Linked DNA regions of Homo sapiens: regions 2 and 3 are each linked to region 1. A link is an interaction called in ENCODE POLR2A ChIA-PET data of the cell type or tissue named here. Cell type or tissue: MCF 10A. All regions are shown on one strand.

Region 1 (8,000 bases):
CCCCTTATTCCCTGCTGCAAAGGGTAAAACCAAAAATGTCTTCAGACATTGCAAAACCTGGTTGAGAACCACTACTCTAGAGAATGCATAGAAGAGATCTAGCCTTAAACCATTCCTCTGGGTTTGTTTAAACCCCATATTTCCACCATTAATGCAGCAGTGGTAGGGAAGACTCCTTAACTTCCACCTTGTCATATATATATGTCTTCTCAGTCATATCGAAGTACTGTGGTTTAAACCAATGTCCCCCCACAACCCACCCACCTCTACTGATAAAAATATATCACACTACTCTAGTGTAGCCTTAGGTTCCTCTTCTGCACACACATGTATACAGCTAGTCCATGATGTATGCCTTCCAGCCGGCAAAGGTCTTTTCTGGGTCTTCATGTGGTATCTGAACATGTCCCAATTCTCCATTTTCTTAAGACCACTCTTTGAGGTCATTGCTCTGACACTGTTTAGTTATGTAACACTGTGGTGAGCTACAATTATTTAAACAATGAAAAATCTCCTGAATTGGTGGTTTCTGCAATATAGGGAGGGTCATTCATTCATTTTCAGCACATATTTATTGAATATTTATGTGGGCTGCTCTTGGCACTGGGATTAAACAGCTATAAACAACACACAACACACTTGCCTTCTTGGAGCCTACACTCTGATAGGGGAAGACAGACAATAAATAAATATATGTTAGGTGAAAAATACATCAAGATGAGAAGAAAGCCTGGGCGTGGTGTCTCACACATGTGATCCCAGCACTTTGGGAGGCTGAGGCGGGAGGATCACATGAGCCCAGGAGTTCAAGACAACCCTGGCCAACATGGTGAGACCCCATCTCTACTGAAAATATAAAAATTAGCTGCGTGTGATGACATGTGCCTGTAGTTCCAGCTACTCAGGAGACTGAGATAGGAGAATCGCTTGAACCCTGGAGATGGAGGTTGCAGTGAGCCGAGATCACGCTACTGCACTCCAGCCTGGGCAACAGAGCAAGACTCTGTCTCAAAAAAAAAAGGGAGAAAGGCCAGATATACTGGCTTATGCCTGTAATCCTAGCACTTTGAGAGGCCGAGGTGGGTGGATCACTTGAGTCCAGGAGTTTGAGACCAGCCTGGGCAACATAGTGAAACCCATCTCTACAAAAAATACACACACAAAAATTAGCTGGGCATGGTGGAATGTGTCTGTGGTCCCAGTTGCTCAGGAGGCTGAGATGAGAGGATTGTTTGAATCCAGGAGGTGGAGGCAGAGGTTGCAGTGAGCCGTAATAGTGCCATTGGACTCCAGCCTGGGCGACAGAGTGAAACCTTGTCTCAGAAAAAAAAAAAAAAAGAAACACTAGATGAGGGAGCCTTGTGTTTTCAAATAGGGTCAAGCAAGATGTAAAGGAAGTTCAGGAGCAGGATGTTTGGACATGTCAGGGGAGAAGAGTTCTAGGCAGTGGGAACTGTAAGTGCAAAGGGCAAGAGGCAGGAGTGTGCTTGGTATATGTGAAGGGTAGTGAGGAGTGTCAGGGAGGGAGCTGTAGAAGAGGGGATGTGGAGGTGTGGTATGAACATACCATATGGAGCTTTAGAGGCCTGGTGAGACTCTTCTTCAATTTTTTATAAGACAAAATTTCAAACATACACTGAAGTACAGAGAATAGTATAATGAACCCCTTATTTGCCTATTACCCAAGTTTAATAAATAGTAACCAAAGCCACTTTAATTTTATATACTCTTACTCTCCCTCCCCAGATCATTTGGAAGCAAACTCTATATGTATTACTTCATATGTAAATATTTTTGTATGTGTCTATGAAAGGGAATTAAAGGTGATCATGGTCCAATATTATACTTTAAAATGATTGGCTAGTTTTATCAGATATCCAAACCATGTGTGTATATATATGCACACAAGTATATACATATACTCAATATATATTTCAGGCTGAAGTGTGTACATACACAATATCATGCTGATTATTTCCTAAATGCCTGATTATGTGTGTGTTTGTTTATAGTTTTATTAGTTTGATATCAGGACCCATTAAAAAGTTCATATATTACAATTAGTTGATATGTCTTTTAAGGTTTTTTTTTTTGTTTGTTTGTTTGTTTTTTGGTAAAGACAGGGTCTTGCTATGTTGTCCATGCTGGTCTCGAGCTCCTGGCCTTAAGTAATCCTCCCACCTCAGCCTCCCAACATGCTGGAATTACAGGCATGAGCCACTGTGCCTGGCCTTCTTTTAAACTTTGGGTTCCCTTTCCATCTTCCCCCTCCCCCATTAAAATTTTAAGAAACCAGGTCATTTGTTCTGACTTTCGTATCTAGCTTTTGCTGATCACGTCTCTGTGATATTGTTTAACACATTCCCTTGTCTCTAACCTGTAACTTGATATTTCGATGTAGAGGCTTAGTTGTATCCAGGGGTGCTGGAGTCTTTTTGGTAAGACTACTTCATGTGTGTTGTCTTGAGAAGTTCACAACGTCCAGGGTTTCTCTCTTTGTGATGTCAGCAGTCACTGATGATCATGGCTTAGATTCCCTGGGGTTCTTTAGAGTCTACAAAATTTTGATATTTTACGACCGCAGTTCCCCCTTTATTCACCAATTGGAATGCATCTATAAAGTGAATGATTTCCCCATCTGTGAGGTGTAACTCATAGGGAATGCAGGGGATGTGCTTGATTCTTCCCCTGTATCAGTTTTCAAGATTACTGCAGCAGTTCTCTAGCATCCCCTCAAGGTGACGTAATTTTCTCTTCTTGAACTCGTGACTTTAAACATTTGATGTGTTGTAATACATTACCATTGTTGTTCCTATTGATGCTTGATTATCCCATATGGGGCCAAATGTCCTAAATTTGTGGCTTTTACTCACAGGGAAGCTGTTGGAGGATTTTGAACAGAAGAGTGACACATTCTGAAAGAGATCACTCTGGAGTTTATGTGGTCACCAAGGTGTAGAGGGTACCAGGGAGGAAGTAGACCATTTAGGAATAATCTAGCCAAGATACAATGTATTTTGGGTCAATGTATTTTGACATTAGGTGGAAAGAATGGTGGCATTCTGGATATTTTACATTGAAAGGAGGCTTATTTTGGAGTTTTGGAGGGCAGGATGGTGAGTTTTCTTTTGGGTATGTTAAATTAGGGGTAGTAAAAGGAAACTGAAGTGAAAATGTATTGTAGTCCATTGGCTATATGGAACTGAAGTTTACTTCAGAAGATCTGTGTGTAGAAGGCTATTGAATAATATTCTAATGTGTTTCCTGAGATGAAGGTCTACTTTAAAAGTTAAAGAATTTGTGGATTTCGCTTTATTTTTTGTTATAGGGTGGTAACTGATTTTTTTCTTTTCTTTGTTTATCATAATCTGGCTGTGACACCCATGCTTTCGAACTTTCCCCGACCAACTTTCCTAAGGAAAGTTGAGGCCTCTTTTTTGTGTTCCATTATATCTTGTTTGTTTGTTTGAGATGGAGTCTTGCTGTGTTGCCCAGGCTGGTCTCAAAACTGCTGGACTCAAACCGTCTTCCCGCCTCAACCTTCTGAGTAGCTGGGATCCATTATATCTTTTTAGTATTTCCTTTTGTGATGCTTTTTTCTACTAAATTACAATTACTTTTTACATCTCTAGCTGCCTCTCTGTGGAGTCAGTGACTATATTTCAAGTATGGATTTGTTACCTCCAAAGGATAAGAGGATTGGTTGGTTCTGTGAGCTCACACTGAGAGATAAGCTGGTACCTAGTTAACAATGGGCATTAACAAATGCCCCAGAGCAAGTTGATAGTTAAGGATGTAGAAAAGAGTTCTGAGAGTATCCTATAAACCTCCACTGGCCCATATGCACCTTTGTGGAGTTAGAAACAGGTAGCCCTCCAGAAGGGCACAGAGCTGAGGGAGACTTCGTGAAAATGAGAAAAATGGAGTGGAAGCAGCCCAGAGCCAGGTGCAGGCATAAAACCATGGAAAGCAGACCAGATGTTGGTTCCTACTTCCCTCCTTGCCCAGGGCACAACCTGAACAGCTACCTGTGGCATCCCTGCTTAGGCAGACCTCTGGGATAAGAGTAAATTTACAGACCAGGATCTAATCCTATTATAGCCGCCAACTGTGTGCCCTCAGTTTCTTCATCTGTAAAAAGACAGAGTTTGACTTCATAGCCTTTGAAATATAACTGCTTGAATATACTTGCTATTTTACCGCAGTTTGGCTCTGTCTCTCTCTCTCTCTTTGTGTGTGTGTGTATGTGTGAAAGAGAAAGAGAGAGAGAGAAAGAGAGAGAAAGAGAAAGAGATGCCTTGTAGTACTTGAAAATTAGAATTCTTGATAAAATAAAGCTCTAATTTGTTCTAGTGTTTCTTTTCAACAAACCAGGGGTTGCCAAGTTTTAAAACATTTTAAAATGCATTAGAGGAAGTGAGTCAGTTACGTTCTTCATACACTACAATGGAAGTACACTTAGTTCCAAGTTATGAATGCTGTGAAAAATTAGGTTCTTTTAATAAATACAAGATGAAACTTTCAGGCTTTCAAAATTCATGTTCTTTCTTTCCCTCCTTATTCATATTAGATTGCTTTTGTAAAGTATACAGCACTGCGATCTTAAAAATGAGCTTTTCGAAAATAAAAATCCAAGTGCCTATCTCTTGCATTTCCAGTTGGTAGTTTCCTATCATCGGGTTTGCCTGTTCACACAAGTCTTTGCGGCACAACGGAGTCTGACTTCCCCCAAATTAATGCAGTTAGTTTATTCCTCGTTCTGATGATTGCCATATATAGAGAAAGATCTAATTATTTTTATGTGGCACTATTCCTCATTTATTTCTTGGGGACTATGAGTGATTTAGTTAACTCCACCAAGGGAAGTGTAAGATGAGCCTCCTCAGGGTGGCTGAATTCTATTCGAGAGCATCACAGGGAGGTGGGGAATAGTTGACGTGTGCTGAGATAAACTCTTTTACAAGTATGACACTGTTGCTTTATTTTTTTGCCCCAGTCTGCAGGGTGAAAAGGACTTTTCATTTCACTGAGGTGAAAAGTGGGTCTGTGAGTAGAGCGACTTTCTTTAAAAAAAAAAAAAAAAATCAGAAACCAATTACTTGATATGCAGAGCTGCAAGCCTCGTTCCTTTAACAAAATCAGTGCAGTGTGCACTGCCGTTAACCTGAGGAAAGCAGCTGACATCTCTTGATTACGGCTAGAGGTGGAAGGACCCAAACTTGCAGCCTCCCCCTCCCCCTCGAGAGAGTGTTAGTCCAGTCCTTTAGAGAGGTTCGGTTTGGCTCTCTGTCATCACCGGGACGCTGGCAGGGAGTGTGTGTCATGGTTACAATAGAGTGTGCTAACATATAACAACCATGAAAGCCCAGCGGGAAAGGCTACAGATTCCGGGGCTGACCTTGGAGTAAGTATTGTCTGTCTTTAATATTTTAATGCTTTCTGCATGGCACTCGCTTTCTGGCGACCAATAGCTATTTAGCATTTGTTTGTACTGACAGCCTCAGAGCACTGCAGTGTGAGGTGGAGGAACATGTCTTAAATGCATGGCATTTGGTTTCAGCTAATGTGGACACCCAGACCAGCATTTTGCATTGCAGTCAGAGGAAAAGCATTGCTGCATATTTAAAGTTACTAAACCCCAGTTCTGGAAACATCTTAACAGCTCATTGTGAAAGAATGTATCAGTAGGCCATGGTGTATCTGTCTTTTTCTCCTTCTCTCTTACTGTTTGTTTATCCCTATGTTGCCTTTTTCTAAAGAAAGGCCTCTGTCTGCATTGAATAATAGAAGACATTACAATGGATTAGAGTGCAAGAGAAGGGTTATTTGTGACGTTCATTAGATGTGATCCATGTTTTATCTGTGCAACAGAATATTAATGAACTGTGGTACATTTAGAATCCTCTCTGCAGAATCTCCAGCCACTGCATGCAATGTGTTTACCTAGTTGAGCTGTGTGTTTGCTTAGCTGTTTTTTTTTTTAACCCATTAACTCATCTGACTGCCTTGTGATGTGATGTAGCTACATGAACATGTCCACATCTAATTTGTGGCGCAGAAGTTAGACATCTGTGATGCAGGAAGTGTCAGCAAATTTTTATTTTAAATCTGTTAGTCAAAGATGCAGAAGCTGTGAGTTAGTCTGTGCTGTCACACTTAAAATAATAAACAGTAAAATATAAATCCGGTAGACAAACATAAATATCCCTCTTTCTAACTTACAGCACAGATATAAAATTACATTTCAGTGAATTCTGTACAGTCCCAATAATCTCATACTGGACTGTCTGCAGAAAGAGACTGCAGAATGAGAACTGTGCTTGGTTCTGAGGATTTATTATTCCTCTTGAATTTTGTAGATGCATCATACAAGAGAAATTATTTCCTTAATTAATAAAAGCATGACATTCTGAAGTGAATACTTTTCTAATCAGTCCTTGCTCTAAAATTGTGCCCTGATTTTATACTAATGAGGGACTCACTTACAAAAAGTTAGAGGGCTCTCACAACCTTCTTGCTAGCTGTGACATTCTTCATATTAGAGGTACGAATAGTATTTACCCATTGCCCTAACATTTCTCCCATCTCCACCCCCACCCTAACATTCAACTCTCACCATCTGTGTGGAATATTTTAGTGGCATGCACTCATTCTTCTACTTAACCCTCCTCTCTCTAGCTGGAAATGCATAACTAAGCCATAGCTCTGTGTTTAAAACCCAGGGGCATTAACCTCCCGCTTTGCTTTTGCCTCTGTTTTTTGTTGTGCTGTTTCCTGGTTGTTTTCTTTGGACTTAGTAGATATCATTTCACATTAGGCTTTTTCTTTCTTTCCTCTTCTTCCTTTACTTTTTTTCTTTCTTTTCTCAATCTTGTCTACATTAAGAGGAGACACTTCAAAGTAACTTTTTAAAAATATGAACTCAGCTGTGTCAAACATTCCATTTTATGATTAGAAGGACTGAATTATGCCACGAGTTTTATGACCTTGCCAGCGTCGACACAGGACATAACAGTCAGCTAAACACAGGGGATCTTTGGATGTTGTTTTGGTATCAGGCCACGCCCCCTCCTTCTATCCTCTTATCTTGGTAAATATTACTGTGCATTTAAAATAGGTAATTCTGTTTGCCTAGGGAGCGTGAGAGTGGAATAGAGAATCACTCTTAAATATCATTGTAGTATTAGTATGTGATTTACTTTGAACATTTTGTTTACCTTGAAATGCAAAATTACTCTAAAATGGACATAGCTAACTTTACATTCACTCATGGAGAAAGCTAATTCTGCAGTCTTTGAGTAAATTCAACTTCTAGCCACTGCAGAGGAATGTTATAATGGAAAGTCTTATCACAGATTCTATTAAAAGCAGATTTAATGTATATAAATTTAATTATCTGGGAATCTTACAGTCTTAACTCACACAGCAAATGTGTAGAACAGCTTTTGAATGTTCATCAGACATTACTGTTTTTCTTTCAGAAGAGTTTATTCCATAAGCACTGCAGCTGTGGAGTATTATATGAGCCTATTTTATGCTCTGTAGATGCAATCTAGAATTTTCCATTGGATTTATCAGTAAACACAGGGCAGTTTCTGATTCCTGTTTCAGATATTGAAATCTTAGGTGTGAGACATCAAATATATATTTCAGAAATTAATAAGTTGTTAATTTATACAGAAATTTATGATGCCTAAATAGCCTATGCCTGGCTTTCCAGTTTCTGAGAAAGGTAGATTTTTTTGTTTTTTCTTTTTTCATTGTAAGTATAGAATTGGGTACATAGACACTTCGTAGCACTCATCATGTGTGTTTCCGCATAGAGACTGGGAATGGTGTTAGTGCCTATGCATGCCGATTTTAGGACAGGAAGGAATAGATAAGACTGTACATAGACAAAATGATGGACATATCAGGGGACATTCCTGAGAGCTTTCCAATGAGCTGCTAAGTTAGAGTACAGCATGTTTAAGAGCAGCAGCTTTTGAATATGCTCTGAG
Region 2 (8,000 bases), 110 kb before region 1:
TAACATTTATTGAACTTCTAAGTGCCAGGTGCCATTCTGAGTGCTTTACATGTATCAGTTCATTTCATTTCTATCACATACCCTTGGAGGAGGTGCTGCTGTCCTCAGTTTTTAGAGAAGAAAACTGGAGAGTTACCTGACCTTTAGTGAATTCATAGAATTAATAAGTGACAGAGTCTAGCTTCAAACTTAGATACCTGGATTGAAATCCAGAGAGTTTGGCCGCATTCTTAATGGTCTTACCCTTTTTTGCCTCTCTGAAGCAGGCCAGACTGATGGCCCAACTTACAGTTATCATCCACTGTGACAAGTTCAGTAGAAGTTGTATCTGGGATAACACGGAAGCTCAGAGATGGGTGTGGTTAGGGTATCTATGCGAAGGTGGTTAGTTTGGTAGAAAAATTGTGATGAGTTCCACATATCCATACTTCTCCAATAGCCTTGAGGAGCTAAAGCTATGATGTATTTTTTTCAATTGTAGGCTTAGAGAGGGATATTAGTTCTTGATATTTTATCCATGAGAGGCAGGATGAGATAATGTCCATTATACTAAGAGGCAGGCTTTCCTGGTCTATGGAGGTACAGCTAGTTTGTTGCTATAGATTAATGACTTGAGTCCTGGAGAAAATAGAGTTAATCCATGACTGTAAATTATAAAGTATGTAATTCTATCAGAAGAGGTATGTTATGGTATAAAATTTCTGGAACATTCTCTTGAAGGCTGAATTCCATAAATTAGTTGGTATATGGAGAGTCAGGCTGGTAAACAGAAAAATGAATAAGGCCAGAAAAAGGAGATTTAAAATTTTAGTTGCTGTTTAAGTTAATTTTAGTTCTTGTAAGATAGGATGAAAGACATCTAAGGGGCTCATGGAGGTAAAATGGTGTCTGGAACATTTATTAATTTTATTATGGAAAATAATTTTGAGTTGTATATAATTTGCCTATAACTTTGTATGACTTAACTAAATTCAGATCTTCCTGCATTAGAACGTGTGGTTTCCTGGTGGTGTCTACCTCCCTGGCACTCATTTCTCCAGTGCCTTCTTTATCAGCCCCCTTTTTTCCATTTGGGAAAGATTTTCTTTCTTAGTGGACATTAATTAGGAAATACGTAGCCTCAACAATAACTGAGAGCTATATTGAGTGTTTAAAGAAAGCTTGTTTAGGAAGATGGTAGTGCCATGAAAAGTAGGGCCAAAAGATGGTTTTGGAAAAGTTGACACGGATTCAAATCGAGGGGAGCATTTGATGTAGATCTGTCTTAATTCTGTCCCAGGGACCACAAGGATGGCATGTGACGTACACTAAGTCTAGCAGAGTGAATTTCTGTCCCATTACTGGGACTGCTGAGGCAAAGATGCTTTTTCTTGTTGGACATTAATTGGGAGATACAAAACCTTAACAGGGCCAGGCATGGTGGCTCACGTCTGTAATCCCAGCATTTTGGGAGACTGAGGCAGGCAGGTCACCTGAGATCAGGAGTTCAAGACAAGCCTTGCCAACATGGCAAAACCCCATCTCTACTAAGTAATACAAAAATTAGCCAGGCGTGGTAGTGGACGCCTGTAATTCCAGATACTTGGGAAGTTGAGGCAGGGAGAATTGCTTGAACCCAGGAGGCAGAGGTTGCAGTGAGCTGAAATCATGCCACTGCATTCCAGCCTGGGTGACAGAGCGAGACTCCATCTCAAAAAATAAAACAACAACAACAACAAAAACACAAATATTAGCTGGAGGTGGTGGTGGGAGCCTGTAATCCCAGCTACTTGGGAGGCTGAGGCACTAGAATCACTTGAACTAGGGAGGCGGAAGTTGCAGTGAGCTGAGATTGTGCCACTACTCTCCAGCCTGGGTGCTGGAACAAGACTCCTTCTCAAAAAAAAAAAAAAAAAAAAAAAGAAAAACCTTAACAGTAGCTCAAAGCTACACTGGGTGTATGAAGAAAGATTGTTTTAGGAAAATGGCAGTGCCGTGAAAGGTGAGGCCAAGACTTGGAAAGAAATCAAGTTCTTACAGCCACTGTAAGGCCACTGGATCAAATGTTGTCCTAAGCAAAACCTCTTGCTGGACTTTTGTGTTGCCCCAGTGGATAAATCCTTTATATTGTTTAAGTCACTGTGATTTGGGTATTTTGTTACTTGGAACAAAAAGTATCCTACTCTTTTGGGGTTTTAATTTGCTTACTATTTGCTTAAGATTTTTTTCTTTTGAATATTCAGAAATTTTTATTTTGGTGTCAAAGTAAATTTAGTGTATCCCCTTTCTAAAATGTCTTGCTTTTTTTCTTCTACAAAGTTTTCTTATTCTTTGTTATTTTACAATTAAAACATGCTTTATATGTAAATAATTTGTTTATGATGTTAGAAGAGGCAGAAAAAAGGCGATAAGGAATGCAAATTTATTTCAGTAACATTTGTCATAAAATACTAAGTTTTTTCTTCTTTGAAGGATTAGTATATTTGTGCTTTTACTCTGCTAACCTCTTAAAAGCAGGCAGGTTGTTTTTTTTGTTTGTTTGTTTACTAAGAATTACTAGGCATGACTTCACCAATGATCAGTTAGCCTCCGTTATTATAATTTTTTAACCTAAATGATTTGACAGTGATAAATAGCTGATGTGGCAAGTCTGCAAAAAGCTTTATATTGTTATTGCCTTTTATCACTTGTGCTCTAAATAATTGTTCTCATCTGTCGACTCTTAGATGCAGTTTTGTGAGGATTAGGATGTATGGAACAGAAAATCCCGCCTAGTGATTTTTTAAAATTCTCTATTTCTTTTCCTTCTTTTCTTCCTAGTTTTCTTCCTCTTCTCTCCAGTGTGTTTACTTATGAAAGTTGTACTCATGATTTAAGATCCAATTCCATAGACCCTCTTGCCAGACCACATGTATGTCTGTAGCTGCAGCATTTATACACATGGCACGAGCAGCTGGGATGTCTGGTGTGCTCATATCAGAAAACTCTGTCAAACATGTGGAGAGGATTGCCTTTTATGCTGCGTTCCCCAGCGTTATGCTCTTCCTGCATCATGAGTTAAAGCGATGGAATTTTGTCCAGGGTCAGAGCCTCTGCAAAACAGGAAACCTGTTGGACTCAGTGAAATAATGACTCTCAATATCCCCATTATGGATGATTAGGGGTGTCCTTGCTCTAGGTTTCCTTGACTCCTTTATGCATCTTTGTATTGTGATGAGGGGGTCATAAGCCAAACTGGGGTTCCATGTCTAGAGGCTGACCCTGTGGCATTGTTGCAGAGCTGATGGAAATTTTGGGGGGTTCTGTCTAGTTTTGTCCAGTTTGTTCTATTCTGGTTCATACCCCAATTCGAAGCTGAGGAAGCAGGCAGAAACTAGAGTCTATCAAGTCTTCGCTAAGGAAACATCTGTGCCCTCCTCCTGAGGAGTCTCTCCGTTTGTTGGCTGGTTCTCCTTCCTTCTGCATCCAGTTCCCTCCTCCTGTCTATTCTCCCCTCCACCTCCCCTTTCCCCTCTCTCTTTACCCTACTCCTCTTCTGCTTTCCTCCCCCCTTTTCTCTTCTCCTGTCCTTTTTCATTTACTCCATCTCCTCCTTTCCTGGAGTTCACTTGAGCATTTCTTTGCCCAGAGAAGTAAGCCAGGGTAAGGCGTTCCTTCTTCAGGGCAAGGCGTTCCTTCTGCAGACCACCATCACCTAGCCGAGCTCTGGTGAGAATCTGTGGAACTGCCTCTTGCCTGTCTCTTTCCACCCTGTGGGTCTGTAAACTTCTTAAGATCAAGAAAATTGTCTTGCCCCCGTTACATCCCCAATACATGGTCAATAAATATTTGTTATTTTCAAGGGCTGGAGTTAGCAGTTGATTTTAATTCTCTTTGTGTTTTTGAGCTGTTCCATTAGGAATCTATGTTATGTATTATTTTTATAATCAGGGCAGAAAGTTTAAAAAGAAATATAATTTGATAAAAGCTGTGTGCACAATAGAGGAGACTCTCTCAAGGTCTGCTTAGATGTTAATGGGGTCCTTGGCAAAAGCATATTACCTCACAGGCATGAGGCAATTATTTATAGTGGTTACATCAGCCAGAATAAAGATGATGAATTCTGGATTCTTGTCCCTGCACATCCTCTGACTCACTGCAGAATTCCAGGTAAAGAATTTGCCTGATTTGCCTTTTATTGCCTCTGTAACTCCTCCAGAGTTCAAGTTTAGAGCTTTTCTGTTAAAAAATAAAAAATAAAGCATTCTTTTGCCTCAACAGCTGAAGCCCGAGGTGCTTTAGAATTAGAGAATTGTAGAATTTTAAGTCTAGGAGAGAAACCTTCGATTTAATCTAGCTTCATTACTTCATCTTTCGGTTAAGAACACTGAATTTCAGAGAAATAAAATGAACTGAAGTTATCAAAATAGTGAATGTCAAAATCAAGGTGTTTTTGTTCATAGTTGTCAAACATTCCTTTGTTTGTTCGCTCTGTCTGTCTACACGTAGCCGATGCTTGAGTTCTTCTGTGTGGCCACATTGAACTACAGGTAGAGCATCTCTTATCTGAAAATCTGAAATTTGAAATGCTGTGAAACTGGAAACTTTTTGAATGCCAACATGATGCTACAAGTGGAAAATTCCATACCTGATCTCGTGTGTGGATTGGTCACAGTCAAACCACAGTCAGCCTGGTTTCATGTACAAAATTATTAAAATTACCTTCAGGATATGTGTATAAGGTGTGTAAGAAGCACAGATGAATCTCATGTTTAGACTTGGGTCTTTTCCCCAAGGTGTCTCATTATATGCAAATATTCCCAAATCTCCTGAAATTTGAAATACTTCTGGTTCTAAGCATTTTGGAGAAGGATTACTTAACCTGTATACTTTTTTTAAAAAAAGGAACTGGTTCTTGCCTAACAGAAATTACTCCATTTCAGAGTGTTCATTAATATCCTTCAGTGTGTCTTCTGATTCAACTTAAATTGCACAACCCTGACCCAAGATGTTGCCACCATTTTAAGCCTTTTTTTTTTTTTTTTGAAGAAAAAAATGCATACATTTGAGAAATGTGTTCTCTTATAATGGAGAGAGGGTTTCTCCTGCAAGTAGAGGCTGCTTAGGCAGTATTTACACTCGGTGCATGCCCAGCAACATTTCCCCATGGATGATAATGTCTTTTACAATTTCGAATGGTTTCAAAACATTTTCAAATCAAATGGGATTTTAGCACAATATTCCATCTTGGCCCTGTTTATTGTAAGAGCCATAATCTAATCTTATCTGTCTATTATGTCCAAACATTCTGTAATATTTCCCAAATCAACTACTTTGAAGTCTACACTCTCTATTTTCTGTCTGTCTGTCTTTGTATCTATCTATTCAAAGCCTCAGCAAAAAGGCTCAGAGAAGAGAAAAAGAGTTGGGTAGAGCATCTCCTTAACCAGGGTTTAATAGGAGGGTGGGCAGGAGCAGCCGTCTAATTTATTAGGCTGCTAGCCAATTTGAGGCAACCTCTTAGTAACAAATTTTTGTTACACAAAATTTAACACCTATGGCAAGAACCATAAGGATGCCTTGAGTAGCCTCAGATGCATTCTTTTTGTGTTGGTCATTGCTCTTAAAGGACAGTTTAATTCATGTGAGATACTGTTGCAGCTTGCTGTCCCTTTTATTCCTTAGGAAATGACTCTTCAGAGTCACCGTTTTCTTAATGTTTTAAAAACCTGTGCTATGTATCTAAATCCCTTTTTATTTTTATTAACACCACATATCAGTGGATTACTATAGTGCATGCACTTCTCTTAGTGGAGCCCCTATTTGTATCAGCGTTTCCTTGGTGCAGACTTCCTCCTGAAAATGAGCAGTAGCTAATTGTGGAATAATTCTTTTTGGGAACATTTTTGTCTATACCCTTCTTTTTGACTGTTTTCAGACTTGCTAAGTGTGCCTAATTTCATTGTGTTATTTATTTTAGAGCTAGATAGGTTTTGGAGGTTCCTTTAGTTTGATCCCCTTATTGTATAATCTGGCGAGGTTATCTGACATTAGCTAAACTCCCAGTATATTTAATGAATAGTAATTTCCATGAACAGTTTTAGTACTGGGTTCAATGTGGTGGACTATTTTGAAAATATATAATAATCTACCATGTTATAATGGAAGTTTACTAAATAGTAAATGTGATAGACACTGTATATATATAGATATATAAGCTGTAATCCTCAAAATAGCTAGGCATTATTAACTCCTTTTTCTTTTTGAGATGAGGTCTCACTCTGTCACCCAGGCTGGAGTGCCGTGGTGCAATCATGACTTACTGCAGCCTCAACCTCCCAGGCTCAGGTGGTCCTCCCACCACAGCCTGCTGAGTAGCTGGGACTACACGCATGCACTACCATGGGCTAATTTTTGTACTTTTTGTTGAGACGGGGTTTTGCCATGTTGCCCAGGGTGGTCTCAAACTCCTGGGCTCAAGCGGATCTGCTTTCCTCGACCTCCAAAAAGGCTGATATTACAGGTATGAGCCACCGTGCCTGGCCTATTAACTCCATTTTATAGAAGAGGAAACCGAGGCTCAGAGATGTTTGACAAATTCCCTGGACACCGTAACGCTTGTCTGTGTGGATACAAATCTGTATCTCCTTGGCTTCACAATTTGTACCATGGTCTGGCCCTTTCTTACCGCAAAATGATTTTGAGGGAGAAGTTGGGCTGGATTTTTGCACAACTGAAATTCATTTAGACTGTACTTTTGGCTACATTTTTCCCCCAAATTAGAAACACAGATAAATCTTTTGTATAGAAAATACCATTGCAATGCAAGTTCTCGGAGCTCCATTGTGTCAGTGGGTTTAAGTAAGTTACAGAGATAGTTGTCAGTAATCTTCAAAGGATATCCTAATGAAATGTAAACTATCTTCCCTCCCTAAATAGAATTCTCATTATATTCCCTTTGGTGCGTGAAGAAAGAGGGATGCAGAAAATATGATGAGCTGAGGAGGAAGACTGTAGGATCCTGTTTGAAAGTGGAAAACAGAAATGACATACTCTTCTCAACAGTGTCATAGTGGATGGTACACCCTGGTCAAAGCCCAGAGTGAGTCTTAAGAGGAGGGTGGTTAATAAATCAAGTCCCTTTGTGATTTTCCTCCCATATATTCTGGTTTCTATTCCTTAGTTCATGGCCTTGTGCCATGACTGGTAGAGTCAAGTTATTGCTTCTAATGAAAGTGAACTTTTGTTCAAGTCATGTTAGTTAAAGTGGATTCTATTAATGGGAAGAAAATAGAGGCATGTTCGAAAAGCCTGCATAACCAGTGTGATAATTTAATCTACCCGGAGTAAGTGTAACTGGTCTAGTCATAGGTTTAATAGGTCCCGTGTGTGTGTCTGTGTGTAGGTCACTGAAAAATCATTTCCCCATATCTTTGTTTTCTATTTATTCTAAATGATCATATTTCTTTATGTAGGATGCTTAGGATTCTGTGGAAAAGCTGATGGTATTTTTAAAAATAAATAGTATTAAAGAAGTGTTTCATGAATAAGTGAGAAAGAACCCTCCTGTTTTTATGGGTTTGTCCCTTCTTGTTAGTATATGGTGAGAGGGAAAAGTTATATCACAGAAGATGGAAGTCTCACCTAAGTAATCTTGTTCAGTAATGCTTACATGTTTATTCTGAGTTTGTGCAGAAGTTACTAAGTCTCATCAGAAAGAGGAGAATGTAGACTTCAAAATAGTTGATTTGGAAAATATTACAGAATGTTTGGACATAAAGTTTTTCAATTCACTGCTTCATGGGTTTTCTGCCTGTGGGAATAGTTTTTTGAATGAATGGAAGGAAAAGACCTAATTCCTGCAAGGATTTTTTGTGGAAAAGGAAATCAGAATTCTTTTCTAAATATATAACTTATGTTTTAAACAGATTGAATAAACCTTTAAGTATCTTGCATCAAACATAAAGTGCATTTAATTTAGCAAAGCTATTTTAATTATATATTTAATAAATTACTTAAAGGGTCAGTAGAAATTAAACATT
Region 3 (8,000 bases), 100 kb after region 1:
ATATTAGTGAATGCATAATTGTAATAATTTTAACAATAACATGAGCAGATAGGTTGCTCAACCTGGTCCATGTCTACCGGGAACATGGTTGAACATTATTGATGCTATATTCTTTTTAAACTTTGTTTTTTCTTTCTTTTTGATAGTTGCCGAACAAGCAACCGGAAAAGCTTAATAGGCAATGGGCAGTCACCAGCATTGCCTCGACCACACTCACCTCTCTCTGCTCATGCAGGTAATTGGTTACCATTTCTTGAGTTTTGTTTTATTTCTTTATTTGTTGGTTTTTTAAAATAATTAATGCATTTTGATATTTGGTATGTCTTCACATGTTATCTTTGTTTTCCTGCTGTTTTATCCCTAAGTTGTTCTTTGCGATATGTTAGCCCAGATCTTATCCTCTCTGTTTCAGTGTTTGGACTCTAAAATACAGAATTCCTTTTTATATGGGGTCTCTTTTTAATTATTTCTTTCTCCATTTCTAAATGCCTGGATGATACAAGACATGGTTTCCATGTTAGGAATATCCTTGGGAAATGTAAACATGATAACTCATATGAAAAGTACTAATGTTAAGAACTGTTCAGCATATTTCTCCCTAAAATTGAACTTGTCTAATACATTGTGATGGTCATTTTAGGGACAGTGAAGATTTAAGAGAGAGCCTTTGGCCTCAAGTACTTTATAGAATTATAAGGAAGGTTAGAACAGTACTGTAAAAACTAGACAATGAAAACTGCTTTATATGCTGGTTTTTTTTTTTTTCTTCAAAGTTCTATCCATGGTGATGCAAAGAAGAGAAGGGTTAATTCCAATAAAGAAAGTCTGGAAGAGTTTAAAGGAGCCATTTGCCCAAGATGTTGAAAGATGAGCAAGAATTTGTTGGCTGGTAGAGATGGAGTGAGAGAAAGGGAATTCTCAGTGTATGGCTAGAGTGTGGGGATGTGTGTACTTCATTAAGAGAACATAAGGATGGAAAGGCAGAGGAAGGTCAGGAAGTGGGAGGAAGTTTGACTTTGAAGCCCTTTCAAGGGTTTTGAGGAGGATCTGTGTTATAGGAAGGTATCTTCAGGATTGTGAAGGATGAAGGTTAGAAGAATGAGCTCTTAGCCCTACTTCACTGTACTCTTGTGAAAACTCTAATTTGATACTCATGTGTTCTCAGATGATCTTGACCTTAAATGCAGGGCTACCACTCTCACCCAGAAAGCAGTTCTTAAGCTCAGGGAGCCTTTCAAGTTGAGATTGGGAGTTGTCTGTTATATTACTGGGGAGAAGAAGGGAGAGAAAAGTAGTTGCTCCTTTGGAGTGAAATTTTATTTTCTCTGTAGAAATAATTAAAGGAATTAAAGGTGGTAAAGTAAAAAGGTAAAAGATAGATAAAATTATGACACTGTAAAATGACCACTAACATCTAGAAAGGCCTTTCCCAGGTAAAACCTTAGAGTTGGAGAAGCTCTTACACAGATGAAGACAAGTTCTAGACCACTCATAGCAGCAGCATCTGTAATAGCTAAACATTTGAAGTAACCTAACGATCTATCACTTGGAAAATGGATAAATGAATTGTGGCATAGTTATATCCAAAACACACTGTGCACATAGAAAAGAAGTGAACACTACTCAGATTTGCGTGGATGAAACTCAAATATATTGTTGGACAACAAAAGCGAGTCACAAAAGAATATTATGTAAGCCTTTCATATAAAGTTAACATGCTACATACAATATTTTGTTTAGGGATATATATATATATATATGTACATGATATATATTATATATCCTATAATATGATTATATTCTATATATTCACTGTATTATATTTTATGTATTTTTATAATATAAGAGCCTAAAGCAAAACATGGTAATGTTAAAGATTGATTTCATGATAGTAGTTACCTCTGAGAGGGCATGAGAGGGATATAATTAGGGAGCGGGTGTAAGCAGTGGTAACATTGTATTTCCAAGGCTACGTAATGAGGATACATTACTTCTATTACTACCATTTCTGTTTGTGAGATTGATATTACACCCTGTCATTAAAATCCTACAGAGGGTCAAACAGTGCCAGATACCTTACTTGGGACATTACTCTAGCACTCAGCACAGTGCGCAGCAGTGTATGCTAGATGCTAAGTGAATGATGATTCTGTTTTTTAGTATATAATTCTGCGATTTAAAGATTTTAATCTCGCTCCTCTTTATAGTATTTATAGCAATTTCACCATCATTTATGTGCCTGTTGATTCATCTTTTATAGCTGTGATTTTCTTCACTTCTAATATTGAGACGACAGAACGTGGTGAAGACTTTAATGATCCTTTTAATTATTTTTATTTGCTTTCATAGACTTAGCTTAAGTTCTTTCTCCTTCAACATTAATATAGAATTTAATCAGAGGAATGGGCAGAGGGAAGCCTGTCATTCAGGTTCTAAGAGTGTTTTGTTTTTGTTTTTGAGACAAAACCTACCTCTGTTGCCCAGGCTGGAGTGCAGAGGCACGATCTCAGCTAACTGTAACTTCTGCCTCCTGGGTTCAAGAGATTCTCATGCCTCAGCCTCCTGGGTAGCTGGCATTATAGGCCATGCCACCATGCCCAGCTAATTTTTTTTTTTTGTATTTTTAGTAGAGAGAAGGTTTCGCCCTGTTGGCCAGGCTGGTCTCAAACTCCTGTGCTCAAGCAGTCCTCCTGCCTCAGCCACCCAAAGTGCTGGGATCATAGGCACGAGCCACCGCACCGCACCCAGCATTGTTTTTCTTTATGTTATGGAGCCAACATGTTGTTGTTCTCTCAGAGGCAGTGGAAGCCTGTCAGACTTTCTGTGAGAAGTGGCATTTATTACTGTCTGGTAGATTCCTATTTCTGTATAAAAAGAAGAAAAACATGTGAATACGATACAGGACCAGGCCCCACATCCTGATAACATGCAGTGCCTCTTCACCAGCCATGCCTTTTGCCTCACCCTTTCTGTTGCTATGTTCTCTATCCTGCGTTGGACAAAGAGTGTCAGGCGAGGTTTTCTAGGCATCTCCATCAAAATGAGAAGGAAAAACCTCCATCTCTCAGCACTTATTAACCTAAAAGATAAAGTTGCACTTTCTACTTTTCTTAGGTGGGGATTACATGAGCCCCACCAGTCATCACGGACACATCGTTTGTACCTATCAGATGTATCAGTAGAGATGGGGACATTAATTTGTGTAGGGGTGTCAGCAGTGCTCTGGGGAGAAAGAGATATTGGCATACACAGTGGTCTGGAGCATGTCTTCACAAAATAGTGTTTGTGGGGAGCCAGAGATTCCTAAAAGAACAGTGAATAGCACAGTCTCATTAAAAAAAAAAAAAAGAAGGAAAGAAAAGAAAAGAAAAGAAGGCATAGAAAATCACAGGCTCTTATGTCCAGGAAGATTCTAAGCATGAAAAATAATCCAGAAGTCTCAAAGGGAAAAGACTAGTGTACCTCTCTTACAATGAAAATTTCTGTATCAAAAACAAACTCAAAAGAAATCAAAGTATGAAAAATGTTTGTGCCCATGACTGATTGCCAGTTTACATGAAGAAATTGTGTAAATTGATATGAAATGGTGAATGCACCAATAGAAAAATGGGCAAAAGGTGCAAATAGCATGACATAAGGAAAAAATAGCCAACAAAACATGAAATGATATGTCATTGCAATTATAAAAAAAAAAAAAAAGTGGCCAGGCACAGTGGTCACACTTGTGATTGCAGCACTGTGGGAGACTGAGGCAGGAGGATTGCTTGAGCCCAGGAGTTTGAGCCTAGATGACATAGTGAGACCTCATCTCTACAAAATTTCTAAAAATTACCCAGGCATGGTGGCACATGCCTGTGGTCCCAGCTACTCAGGAGGCTGAGGTGAGAGGATCGCCTGAGCTGGGGAGATCTAGTCTGCAGTGAGCTATAATGGTGCCACTGAACTCCACCATGGGTGGAGGAGATAGTATCATTCACCTAGCATGGGGTCAAAAACCTTTTTTAATTGATAAAATTCAGTGATAGCAAAGATATGGGAAAGCGGTCCCTTTCCCATGATCTAAGGGTTGATGTGAATTAGTGTAACCATTTTGGTTAGTGGTTTTCAGTATTGGTGAATATTTCAAATGTGTTTACCCTTTTGCCCGGCAAATTAACCTAAAGGAATTTATCTTACTGATATTCTCATAAAATAACAGAAAATTATAAGTATAGCATGGCTTTTGTACCTAGCAAATGGAAAGGTACCAGTTTTTTATTTAAATTTTTCTTCAGTAATGGACTAGTTAAGTAAATAATGATTCAGGGGTGTAACCCAGCACTACATAGTTGTTACAAAGAACAAGGTGGGCTTTCATGTGCTGGTATTGGAAGGATACACAAGATACATTGTTAGGTGAAAACATTGCATGTTGTCATTTCATGTGCATCTGTGTTTTAGAGTGTGTATACACAGATGAAAGCACACTTGTATATTCATGCATAGTCATAGAAATTTGTGGAAAAGGAAAGGAGAAACTGTTAATTGTTTAGCGAATAAGAAAGTAGGGAAATTAGCACATAGTGCCTTTCTAATAAAAAGAAGGCTGTAAAAATAAAACCCATAAGAAAACAACATAATATCTGCAGTAGTTTTCTATTGCTGTAGTAACAAATTACTCATAATTTACTGGTTTAAACAACATGCATTTATTAATCTTACAGTTCTTCAGGGCAGAAGTCTGGGCAGGCTCGCCTGGGTTCTCTGCTCAGGGTATTATGAGGCCAAAATCAAGGTGTTGGTTGAGCTGGGCTCTTACCTGGAGGCTGGGAAAGAACTCACTTCCAAGCCCATGCAGTTGTGGACAGATTTAGGTCATTGCCTTTGTAGGACTGAGTTCCCCGCTTCACCCTGGCTATCAGCAAGGAGCTGCTTTTCAGCTCCTAGAGGCTGGCTGCCCTCTGCGATCTTGTAGCCAGCAGGGGCATATCCGGTCATTCTCGCACTTCAAATCTGACTGCTGCTCCTTCCATCAACCAGAGAAAACTCTTGCTTTTAAAAGGCTCACTTGGTTGAGTGAGGCCCCACTCAGATAATCTCTATACTTGAAGGTCAACTGACTTGGGACAATTACAGCTAAAAAAATCTCTTCATAGTAGTATTCATTTTTGATTGAATAACTAGGGGACTGGAATTTTGAGGAGACCATGGTTAGAATTCTGCCTACCACAGTAACACTTCATATTGTATTTTGATTTAAATGAGTAAAAGTAGGAGCTCTAAGAGTGATACTTAAGAGGATGAGCCACAGAGGAAAAGGAGATAAAAACTGAGACACAGTGACTCCAGGCTTTTAAAGTGCTTAGGTAGCAAATGTAGCCCTGTTGGCCAAAATACCTATTTTCTGTGTCTTCAAAAGTTGTTTTACTATGAATTTGCAGGTGGCTACTTTGATGTATTTTTAAAAGGGTTTCTGTAAGGAAGGATGGAAAGGAGTTTCACTTTTCTGTTGGGCAATTTTAGGAGTTATTAAAGATAGGAAATATCCCTAAATCTCTGTCTATGTGTATATATAGATTTAGGTTACAAAGAGACTTCATTTCTTAAGGGTTAGTCACCACTGTATTTATGCAGCTGTGTTCTGCTTGTTTCGGGTAGGCACATGGGGTTTGGGCAACAAAACAAAACATCCCGAATCCCACTCTTCAAAATGAATCACGTGAACATTTTCATGCATATCCCTTCATTATCTCCTCTGCCTCCCACCCCACAACCACCCATGGGGCTTTGACTTAACAAATAAAACTCAGCTTGTAACTTAGAGGGTTTCCAAGGAGAAACTATATGACATCATGTACATTTTTTAAACAGAATATCTTCATTATTTCAGACAACTCTTAAGGACCTTTCTCCTTTTGATTTCTTTTAGAGTCTCTTTTTGAGCCATACATGAGAATTGTTTGCAACTTGCTCACCTTGCGCTTCAGCTATATCAGTTCCACTCCCCTCAATCTTGCAACTCGTTCATTAGATGAGATACTAAATTGGACGGTGGTAAAGGCAATGGTTTTATAAACAGGCATGTTAATGCAAATAATTGAAAGTTAATAGTCTGGCAATAAGGTGGAGATAGGGAAAAATAAACAAGGCAGACTAATGAATTCAGAGAAGACAGTCTGGGGTAGAACAGGGTAAGCAGATATTCCAGTGTGCCAGAGATACTCCTGGGAGTATCACAATTTTTTTTTTTTTTTTTTTTTTGAGACAGTCTTGCTCTGTCGCCCAGGCTGGAGTGCAGTGGAGCGATCTCCGCTCACTCTAAGCTCCGCCTCACAGGTTCACACCATTCTCCTGCCTCAGCCTCCTGAGTAACTGGGACTACAGGCGCCTGCCACCACGCCTGGCTAATTTTTTGTATTTTTAGTAGAGACGGGGTTTTATCATGTTACCCAGGATGGTCTCGATCTCCTGACCTCGTGATCCACCTGCCTCGGCCTCCCAAAGTAGGGAGTATCACTATTATAACCCAGTGCCATCCTTGATATCAGCATGAAACTTTGTAATATTCTACTGCCCCAGGACTTTAACCTTGGAAGATGTGTAGTTGGGCCGTAAGGGATTTAGTAAAACCTGAAATTTTGGCACATAATGCCAACCAAGCACTTACTTGTTTACTAATAGGCGTGTGACTGTTTCGTTTTAAAATTTTAAGAGAGTTTATAGGCTATGTTGCCATGACTCTAATCTTCAAGGCTTGTTTGCTTTAAAAGTGTGAGTTTCTGATTATAACAGTAAAGCTAATAGTTTGTAAGATATACAAGAAATCACCTGGGAAATATAAATCCTCTATTAACCCATTACTTGGAGATAACCCCTATTACCAGTTTATTGTATTCTTCAGTCTTTTTTCCTGTATGTACTCTGTGTGTGTGTGTGTGTCCATCTGAACATGTGACTGAAATGCCTATGTTGAAACTTTTGTTCCCCCCTTATCACCACCAAATAGTACAGTGTTGAAGAGTCCATCAGTACAAGCCAAACATAATATCTTACTATTCGTAATGTACATGTTTTATTTCTATGGGATTTAGACATTTTCCATACTCATTAACCATTTGTATCTCCTTTTGTTATTTACCTTTATTTTTATCCTTGGTCCCTCTCTTTTGTTTAATTTTTATTTTATTGGCTTATAAGAAGTGAGAACTGATATTAATCTTTTATAATCTCACCAGTATCCTTTTTCAATTTGCCATTTCCCTTTTTATAACAGTGAGGGTTTTTTTTTTACTAATAGAAGTTATTATTTTTCATTTTGTGCATGTATGTGTGGTCCAAACTGTCAGTCTTTTTTTTATTCTTCTGATTTCTTCCAAGTTTGTTGTTATGTATAGTTGTACAGAGTTTTGCTTTTTTGACAAGACTGGTCTTGCTCTCAGCATCTCCTGCTCTGATCTCATTGCTTCCCCTCCCTCTTTCTGCTTAACAAGTTCAGCACCAGTGACGCATTTCTTTACCTTTTCATACTCTTAGTCTGTCAGTATAGGATGATGGTTTTCCTAAGCAGTGAAGAAGTTCTTGGGCAAAAAAAAAAAAAAAAAATCTGAATTCTTTCTAAACTGTATTGGTGAGCCTACAAAGGAAGGAAGTCTGTAAGCCAAATGGGCATTACAACAGTTTTTTCCACCTCCCCAGACTCCTGGAGTTGACTGATACACACACCTTTCTGCTCAGGTATTTGTGGTACCATCAGATTTTCATGCAGTGCTCAAAGGAGAGGCTATTACTTATGAATTTTAGTTTGCTGGTGAGAACAATTTAGTCATTAGAGATGAATGATCTTTAGGTGCCAGTGAAAGAATTCTCTTTATAAGATGAGGCTGGGCTGGGCGCGGTGGCTCACGCCTGTAATCCAAGCACTTTGGGAGGCTGAGGTGGGCGGATTACGAGGTTGGGAGATCCAGACCATCCTGGCCAACATGGTGAAACCATCTTTACTAAAAATACAAAAATTAGCCGGG

Evidence for each region. ChIA-PET counts read pairs that join two places held together with the same protein. Peaks named below come from ENCODE experiments on the same cell type or tissue, not always from the same donor. Only the 100,000 strongest peaks of a DNase experiment are listed, where the experiment ranks them.
Region 2: POLR2A ChIA-PET joins it to region 1 with 5 read pairs; 2 of 35 experiments call an interaction of 5 or more read pairs at or near these places.
Region 3: POLR2A ChIA-PET joins it to region 1 with 6 read pairs; 2 of 35 experiments call an interaction of 5 or more read pairs at or near these places.

Annotation. Positions count from the first base shown.
Region 1 is chr5:66,953,891-66,961,890 of GRCh38, forward strand. The region is part of intron 4 of MAST4 (microtubule associated serine/threonine kinase family member 4); the gene reads left to right. Among named protein-coding and RNA genes, the nearest start is that of MAST4-AS1, 46 kb to the right of the region's middle. In MCF 10A, no CTCF peak of the experiment used is centred here; DNase peaks (open chromatin) are centred at 4,901 and 5,271.
Region 2 is chr5:66,845,943-66,853,942 of GRCh38, forward strand. The region is part of intron 3 of MAST4 (microtubule associated serine/threonine kinase family member 4); the gene reads left to right. Among named protein-coding and RNA genes, the nearest start is that of MAST4-AS1, 150 kb to the right of the region's middle. RefSeq lists an enhancer at 3,269-4,468. In MCF 10A, no CTCF peak of the experiment used is centred here; DNase peaks (open chromatin) are centred at 4,089 and 4,939.
Region 3 is chr5:67,054,258-67,062,257 of GRCh38, forward strand. It overlaps MAST4 (microtubule associated serine/threonine kinase family member 4), which reads left to right. Exons shown (of 29, transcript NM_001164664.2): 5 at 147-235. Among named protein-coding and RNA genes, the nearest start is that of MAST4-AS1, 54 kb to the left of the region's middle. RefSeq lists an enhancer at 4,710-5,252. In MCF 10A, no CTCF peak of the experiment used is centred here; no DNase peak of the experiment used is centred here.